3 separate regions of the Homo sapiens genome follow, and regions 1 and 3 are each linked to region 2. A link is a contact called in ENCODE Hi-C or POLR2A ChIA-PET data. All regions are on one chromosome and are shown on one strand. The core of a region is the stretch at or near the end of the contact, and the rest is flanking DNA. Distances in the headings are between cores, read along the strand shown. Region 1 has its middle 74 kb from the start of NAP1L1. Region 2 has its middle 97 kb from the start of PHLDA1-AS1. Region 3 overlaps LOC105369844 (a long non-coding RNA gene).

Region 1 (2,700 bases), core at 26-2,525, 220 kb after region 2:
CATGTTTGTAATCCCAGCACTTAAGGAGGCCGAAGTGAGAGAATTGGTTGAGGCCAGGAATTCGAGACAAGTCTGGGCAACAAAGTGAGATCCCATCTCTACAAAAAATTAAAAAATTAGCCAGACTGGTGGGCTCCCTTAGCCTCAGCTACTTGGGAGGCTGAGGTGGGAGATTGCTTGAACCTGAGAGGCGGAGGCTGCAGTGAGCCAAGATCACATCACTGCACTCCAGCCTGGGTGACAGAGCGAGACTCCACCACACACACACACACACACACACAAAATCAGCAAACTTTGAGTAAAGCAGATTCCCCCTCCATTCCCTCTATTATGTCAGTGGGCCTCATCCAATCAGTGGAAAGGCCTTAGTAGAAAAAGACTGCGGTCTCTCGAGGAAGAAGGGAATCTGCTGCTAGACTGCATTCGGACTCGCAACTGCAACAACTCTTTCCTAGGTCTCCAGCCTGTCAGCCTACCCTGCAGATTTTGGATTTTCTAGCCTCCACAATTGTGTGAGCCAATTTCTTAAAATAGATCTCTCTCCATCTCTTTCTCTCTCTCTCTCTCTTTCTCTCTCTCTATATATATAAAATATGAGGAACCTAATAAAAATATATTCTATATATAGTTAAGGAACTTGTTCATTAAATACATGTATTATATACTAGAGAGAGATTTATTTTAATGAATTGGCTCACACAATTATGGAGAAACCAACATGATGTGTGTGTGTGTGTGTATATTTATATATAGGTTTTAGGTTGTGTACTATATATATCATATATAGTATGTGTATATATATATAATGTGTATATATTATATATACTATGTTGTGTATACATACTCTATGTAATATATACCATATATATGTGTCATGTAAACATGGATTCTCTTTTTCTCCCAACACAACCTCAGGAGGTAGATATGAGGAAACTGTGGTTCACAGAGGTTAAGGAGCTTGTCCAAGTGTACATAGCTAGCAAGAGGTAGATGCAAAATTGTAAGAACCACGCTGTCTCCATAACGCATGTGAAGACTCTTAGTTTATGCCCAGAAGAGGGAAGCTGCTCAATATTAATTCTCTTCCGTTTTCCTCTTCCACTGCCTTTTGTCTGATTACTCAGCTGTTTCTGCTAATGTCAGAGCCAGTGAAAGCCACGAAGTGTCGTACCATTCAATTTATAGCTCTCGTGCCATCAGGAATCTGCTCCAAGGTGATTCATGCTGTGACATTCTAGCCAGAAACTGAATCTGAAAGCAGCAACTAACTGTTCCACCACAGGATCTTGGGTTGCCTCAGTTTTCACGCCTACTAGTGGTCAGTTATGGGAGTGTGGTGACCCACTGAACACAGCCGCAGTCTACACTGCTGAATTCATACCCAGAGCCAACCACAGGCCTGTGCGTTGGAATGCACACCTCATTGTCTCCACTTTCATGGTGTAATTTAGAAGTGAGAAGGGAGAGTGGGTAGTGGTCTGAACCTTCCTTTCTGGCTTGGTGCTGCTCAGAGAGCAAGCTGTCTTTCTCATTTGGTAGTCTTGGTTTGGAAGCCGTAAGTGAAACAAGAACCATCCACTCTCTGTTTCTTCTCTCTTCTCCTTTGAAACCACGAAAGAGATCTGTTCCATTAGCACAAAGAATGCATTTATGCATTTTAAGTGGTTCTTTGGCAAACCAGAGGGCTGTTCTATGACAGGCTACAGACATTGTCTGTAGCTATTCATCAGATTGATAGGTGTCCTTATAATATCGATATCCCCAAATGTAACTTCATCTCCTTGTAAATTCATCGCAGTGGGGATGCTAATGTTGGCACCAAGCTATTCTATAATTTTAAGGGAAGAGGTTTTGAGAGTCCTCTGCAGTTGGCATAACACATGTTATATCCATGCTTGGATTTTGATATACTGAAATAATTTAAAATTTGAGATAATTCTACAAAGACTGGTTTATTTCAAGTTGATTACTTCCCGACTTCCAGTATGTAACATAGGCACCATTATCTTTTTAATTAAGCTGTTGCTGTAAAGCATATTTTAAAAAGGCCATTTAAAACTTTAAGACTGTATTATACATTTTTATGGTCTGATGCAATGAACAATGTTTGGCATCTGTTATATTGTATCTACAAACACAGTGTATAGCATGGGACAAAGTTACAAACATTGGAGCTTTAACTCCTTTCCCGTCTCCTGTCCCTCCATTCTTCCTAAATGATACCAAATTCTTTTCTGGTCCACAAACACGTCATTCTCTTTCATGTCTTGCATGTGCTGTCTCCTTGGTCTACAACGATCCTTCCATCCTTCATCCCCCTCCTCCTACTACACTTCACAAATTGCTGTTCACCCTTTGACACTCAGATTAAATGTCACCTCCCTCAGGAAGCCTCTTATGATTTCCTATGCTACTTCCTTGGAGCTTAATATCTATTTCCTATAATTTTCCAAAGGCATATAAATTCAAATAAAGTTATCCCTAAACTGTCTGCCAAGCAATCTTAGAAGACATGTAGAGAGCTTGAATGAAATCTGTGCTTCCAAGAAGGAAGCATGTGATGAGCATAGACAGTTCTATTCAAAGCCTTGAGGACAAAACAATATCCTCCAGGATTCTGCTTTCCCCTAACACCCAGATGGCAGGACTAATACCAGACTCCTGGAAGAGGATTTGGAAAGTGCTGGAAAACAGAAAAAA
Region 2 (2,739 bases), core at 124-2,623:
TGTGACACTAAAACCAGGAATATAGACTGATGATGGGAGATTAACACTTTCATAGCACCATCAGTTCCTATTTTCCTACAACCACATTCATTGCTATTTACCTATTTTTATCAGCCATTTTTGACCCTTCAGACCCAGAAAAGATTGGCAACTAAAATAAGCTATGCAAAAGAAAAATCCAAAGAATACTTTTTCCTCCTAAATTAGCAGACCCAACATATCTAAATATTAAACACCACCTAAAAACAAGGCAGTATTCAATAAAAATCTCTGCATTTCTTCCCACACTATCTACCCAGCAGGATGATACAAAAAATTATAAAGAAATAGAGTCCAAAATACAACGCTTGCATAAGTTTTAAAAGCATTGCTTGATATGCAAAGATACTAAAAAACAAAAGAAAAAATGTGCTATATTAAATGACAAGCAAAAACTTGATCGCTGTATGTTAATTATGTGTTATTCCAAAGAAATACAGGAAGAAAGGCTATAGCTGAAAGATCAAGAGTTGGCAGAATTGTTTATTGCTAAATTCTCTGTGAAGCAGCCTTATAAATGAGCCTTTCAGTAAATTCATTAACTAGCTGGTCTCAGTCTTAAACTGTCTGGCAAGGAATTGTGCTTATTGGCTAATAAGGCTAGCAACACCCTAAATGTGTTTGCTCATATACATTAATTCACTCAAAAAGTAATTAACGGGTCTAAAAGACTCAGTTCTGGGAGTCCTACTGACGTATGTGGTATAGCCATCCCATATTTTCCATGTTAACAAACTCTTTTCCATTGCATCTGGCTGAAGGCATCGCCTATCCTGGTGTTTATGACTCATGTAGTAGGGCCAAGACTGTTGCTCAAACAAGTTCTGATGGTTGAAACATTAGCCAGCAAGCCCCTTGGCCTCCCAGAAGCTCTAAGATGTCTTACTGTACCTCTTTCTCTGAATATCCTAAAATGCTGCTAACACTCGTCCCCCTGAACTATTATTGCTTTAACTGTATTTAAGGATGTTGCCTACAATTAGCTTTGAATATAGCAGTTTAGAGAGCAATATAAAAATGGTGTAAATGGTCAGTGAATGCATGAATGATCAATACATCAGAAAAGTGAAAAAAAAAAAAACTGGAACTGGTTAAAAGTTTTCAAAATAATTATTTCATAGGAACATTAATGAATACTTCATCTGGTCTCATGAAAAAGGAGTCAAGATCAAACAAAAGGAGTGTCTAATTATTAAACAACTATTTTTCTATGTTAGTGGAAACAAATCAAACTCTCAAACAATATGAAAACTATTTGTATACCTTTGGGAATATATATAAAAAAAATATGTGATGGATTCAGCTATGAAACAATGCTTTGTCTAACTGCCTGGTTACATGGTGCCTGAATAGAGGGTGAGGATGAGGAAAGAGATGACAAATCCACAGGAAATGATGAAAGAAATTCAGCCCAGGATTTGAAAATTACAATAAGTAATCTGCAATGCAGATAATCTACATAAAGAGTAAAGACAAATCACTGAAAACAGGCTGCATGCGGTGGCTCAAGCCTGTAATCCCAGCATTTTGGGAGGCCGAGGGGGGCAGATCACCTGAGGTCAGGAGTGCAAGACCAGCTTGGCCAACATGGAGTAACCCCATCTCTATTAAAATACAAAAATTAGCCGAGCATGATGATGGGTGCCTGTAATCCCAGCTACTCAGGAGGCTGAGACAGGAGAATCACTTGAACCCAGGAGATGGTAGCTGCAGTGAGCCGAGATCACACCACTGCACTCCAGCCTGGGGGGCTGAGCAAGACTCCATCTCAAAAAAAAAAAAAAAAAAAAAAAAAAAGAAAAGAAATTACTGAAAACAGCTAACTTCAAATTCAGCAAACTAAGTCAGATTCCGCTATGGCAAAGAGTTTGCCAAAAGTTATACTTTTGACCACAGTATTAGAATAGGAAGGAAGTAATACTGAAGACAAAATTCACTAAAATATTTTGGTTTCAGTTGGAACAAAAACATTCTCCTTTAAGGAACTGGTATTGTGGAGACTTGATGATATTCTAGGAAATGAAATGAGATAATGTTTTCGAAATAGCCCCACGATAATGTCAATGAGTAATTTCAGTTCTTATCACCATATGATGTGGTTAGTGAGCAGTACTGATACGGAGGGGAAAAAAAAGGTGTCAGAATGTTAAAAAAAAAAAAAAAAAAAAAAAGCCTCCCTCTCTCAGGAAAACAGCAATCAACAGCTACTGCTGCTGGACAAAAACCTAACACTTCTCAGTCATGGGGGAAAAATGTCTGAAAATGAGTTTCACTGTTTCTCAGCAAATGTTGGCTTAAATATCTTGGCTGTGCCCATCAGAATACCTATGCCCAGCTTCATAATCATAAAGAAAACAGGATTCCAGGTCATTTGTGCTACAAGAGACTCAAAAGGTCATTTGGCCCATGTCCAAATTGACACTAACTTTTCTCTATTACACAGCACACAAACTGCAGAGTCAGATCTATGGAACCAGGTCTTTCTCCTCTTCCTTGATCTATTTCTCTTCTTCTTTTAAAAATAACATAGATTGGCCAGGCATGGTGGCTCATGCCTGTAATCCCAGCACTTTGGGAGGCCAAGGCAGGTGGATCGCCTGAGGTCAGAAGTTCGACCCCAGTCTGGCCAACATAGTGAAACCCCATCTCTACTAAAAATACAAAAATTAGCGAGGCATGGTGGTGCATGCCTGTAATCCC
Region 3 (2,700 bases), core at 142-2,641, 170 kb before region 2:
AAATGACAGACTATTACATAGATAAAATAATTCTTATAAAATTATAATAATGTAGAAGACATTATATTAAAAGAAATAAGTTGGACACTAAACTGCATATATAGTTTGGTACATTTGTGTAGAAGTATGCAAATCTTTTACCTAGAGGAGAAAAAGTCTAGAAGGAAATATATCAAAATGTTACAACTGTGATTTTCTTTACAAAGTTGAAACTATGATAAATTTTCTTTTGAAAAAATGTCCCTGAATGTTCGAATTTTTAAATGATAAGAATACATCATATGCAAATTAATTTCTCTTTCTCTCTCTCACTTTCTTTCTATCAAGGTTCTTTAAGGTATTGCTGATCCTGTCCCAATGGGATTGGACATCAGCCAGATTTCTGATTTTGCAACATCCAGTCAGAATCAAACTTTCTATATTCACATTAGCCATGTCTTGATTTATACCTTCTTTCCAACCTCTGATCAATGGTCTTATTTCCCAGCTCACTGTTCACTTTCACTTTTCTAACTTAGTATTGAGCTGGGCTGACCATCAATTTTCTGACATCTTTCATGTAGCTCTGCATCAGCTCTCTTGTTCCCCAAGGACAGCCCTAATGTGCATGGCCTTTCAGGGATTTAGTGGCGCAAAGATGCTCTAAGTTTTAATTCTATGATGGGGGTTAATTATAGTTCCCTTTGTTTCCATTAGAGGGATTGGTATATTGCACAGAGCTACAGCTAGATTAGTTTTACCTTAGCGTAGTGTAGTGGTTTAAAGCTTGGACTTAGATTCAAGTAGACATGAGTTTGAGTCCTGGTACTACCGCTTAATTGTTACATGACCTTAAGCAAGTTATTTTTTTTAACTTAGTTCCTCTTCTGAAAAATATAAACTAATACCCGCCTTAAAACTTTTACTGATCAAATGAGATGATCCATGTAAAACTCTTCATGCCTAGCATTTAAAAAGTATTCCATCAGTGTTCTCATTATCATTATCTACTTGTACGGCATCATCCCTTCACCACTTCTCACTTCAAATGTAATATTCTAATAGAAAGTACAACAACCAATCATTTTACATTAATTATATTGCAGTTCTTTGTCTTTTTTGTCCCCTGCCAAGCCAACAATTTTACCTAAGAATGTTCTTCAAGAAACACTGCTCTTAATTCTTCCATGCAATAGATTCCTTTAAGCAAGTATAGGATTCAACAGAGTCCTAAAAAGAGGTTAGGAATATGCATTGAGTCATGTCCCTGTAGAGCTGGAAAGCGGAGCAACCAGTGCTGAAAGAGAGTGCAAAAGCTGCCTTAAGAATTTGGAGCCAGAGTCTTTGAGAACTTCTCAAGCATAGGAATCAAAGAAAAAGACCATGGAAACCTTCAAAGTCACATGTGGGATACTAGGAGTATGAATCATAAAAAGTAAAAATAGTGCCTTTGGTTTGCCCTAGCTTGATGACTTTGCTTTAGCTCACTAGCTGACTCAATGAAAACCATCAGTCAATTCTGTTGTTTTGCATTTTGAGAATATGATAATTGACTGACTGTTTCACTTTGGCCATCTTGTGAGTAAGCAGTATACCCCACCTTGATTATCACAGAGTAGCTGCCTGAATTACATGGTAAAAATATGCACATTCACCTTCAATGTCTTAGCTGGAAATGCCTCCTCTTTGTGTCCTAGAAAGACCCTGTCCCTTTCATTTTTTTTTTTTTTTTTTTTTCTGCAGGAAATCTGGACCATCTGCTGGGGAGAAATCTGTTTCTTTGCAGGATAAAATGCTCCCTACAAATGTAAAAGCTTTTATATCCCAGGACTGTTATTCAAAGCACCTTTAAGCTCAGCTTCTTACAGCGCCGTCTGAAAAAATACAAAACAACAGCTATGTCTTTCAAGTAAAATCAATGGTTTCCTCACAAACTAGACTATGTGTCATACAACATAAAATGCAATTATATTTTGGATCAGACTGAGCAGTAACAGGACTAGGGTAACAATGTTATCAGCATTTACCTTGTTAAATTCATATCCGAGGACAGAGGCTTGCTCATTTCACATGATATCTTACCTGATTAACTGCAAGCAAATGGATATGGTTTCTGTTCTGCCTTTCTGCCCCAGAAAGGGGCCAAAATATACATAGGCTTAGAAAAAGGCAGGTGTTTCTCCACACAATTGGATCTGACTTGAACATTTTGCACAGAAAAACCGCGAAGACTCTGGGTGACATATTCTATGCTTAACTATGTGTTTAACATTTATAGGTCATTTAGTCCTCATCTGTATTATAATTTTGCTGTGTGCCACAAATGCAAAATGAGTTTTAGTGCTTTTTGATATATGACTACAGTTTATTACATTTCCATAAAGCTGTCCAATATTTACTAGGGTTTTATACCTATATTAAATGATTTTCTTCAACCGCCAAGGAGATGATATTGCCATAGTAACAGTGTAATTTTCTAAACCCCATTTTCAGGTGTCTTTGGTTTCATCCAAGTGGTACATTTTCCATTTAACGTAGCAGTACATAAAGTCATTAACGTGACAGTTGAGTACCTTTATGTCTGTGCTAAGAACACTGACGGAAACATTACCTTTGGGTCATATGAAACAATTATTGGAAAAAGCTGCAGGAGATAGTAAACAGCTTAGGAAATTCAAATTTTCTCCTTATAAGCAAATGACAAAGAAAGAACACCTTGAA

What was found. A loop is a pair of places that touch in the nucleus more often than their neighbours do. ChIA-PET counts read pairs that join two places held with the same protein, here RNA polymerase II (POLR2A). Pooled maps may share reads with other maps.
Region 1: a map of CD14-positive monocyte shows a loop between it and region 2 (7-fold over the local background). The contact joins two enhancer-like sites. A Hi-C loop is called at or near these places in 1 of 168 maps with a recorded cell type or tissue (CD14-positive monocyte), 20 of 37 single-sample maps with no recorded cell type and 12 of 50 pooled maps. POLR2A ChIA-PET finds 5 or more read pairs at or near these places in 1 of 52 experiments (activated CD4-positive, alpha-beta T cell).
Region 3: a pooled map shows a loop between it and region 2 (3-fold over the local background). The contact joins two enhancer-like sites. A Hi-C loop is called at or near these places in 2 of 168 maps with a recorded cell type or tissue (Calu3 and chondrocyte), 1 of 37 single-sample maps with no recorded cell type and 6 of 50 pooled maps. POLR2A ChIA-PET finds 5 or more read pairs at or near these places in 3 of 52 experiments (HepG2, T-cell and WTC11).

What each region holds. Positions count from the first base shown.
Region 1 is chr12:76,157,601-76,160,300 of GRCh38, forward strand. No RefSeq gene overlaps it. Among named protein-coding and RNA genes, the nearest start is that of NAP1L1, 74 kb to the left of the region's middle. Within about 2 kb of position 1,276, at least 10 of the 41 ENCODE cell types and tissues checked have a DNase peak (open chromatin) inside an H3K27ac peak, as active enhancers do.
Region 2 is chr12:75,932,523-75,935,261 of GRCh38, forward strand. No RefSeq gene overlaps it. Among named protein-coding and RNA genes, the nearest start is that of PHLDA1-AS1, 97 kb to the right of the region's middle. Within about 2 kb of position 1,374, at least 5 of the 41 ENCODE cell types and tissues checked have a DNase peak (open chromatin) inside an H3K27ac peak, as active enhancers do.
Region 3 is chr12:75,758,665-75,761,364 of GRCh38, forward strand. The region is part of intron 1 of LOC105369844 (a long non-coding RNA gene); the gene reads right to left. Among named protein-coding and RNA genes, the nearest start is that of KRR1, 250 kb to the left of the region's middle. Within about 2 kb of position 1,392, at least 6 of the 41 ENCODE cell types and tissues checked have a DNase peak (open chromatin) inside an H3K27ac peak, as active enhancers do.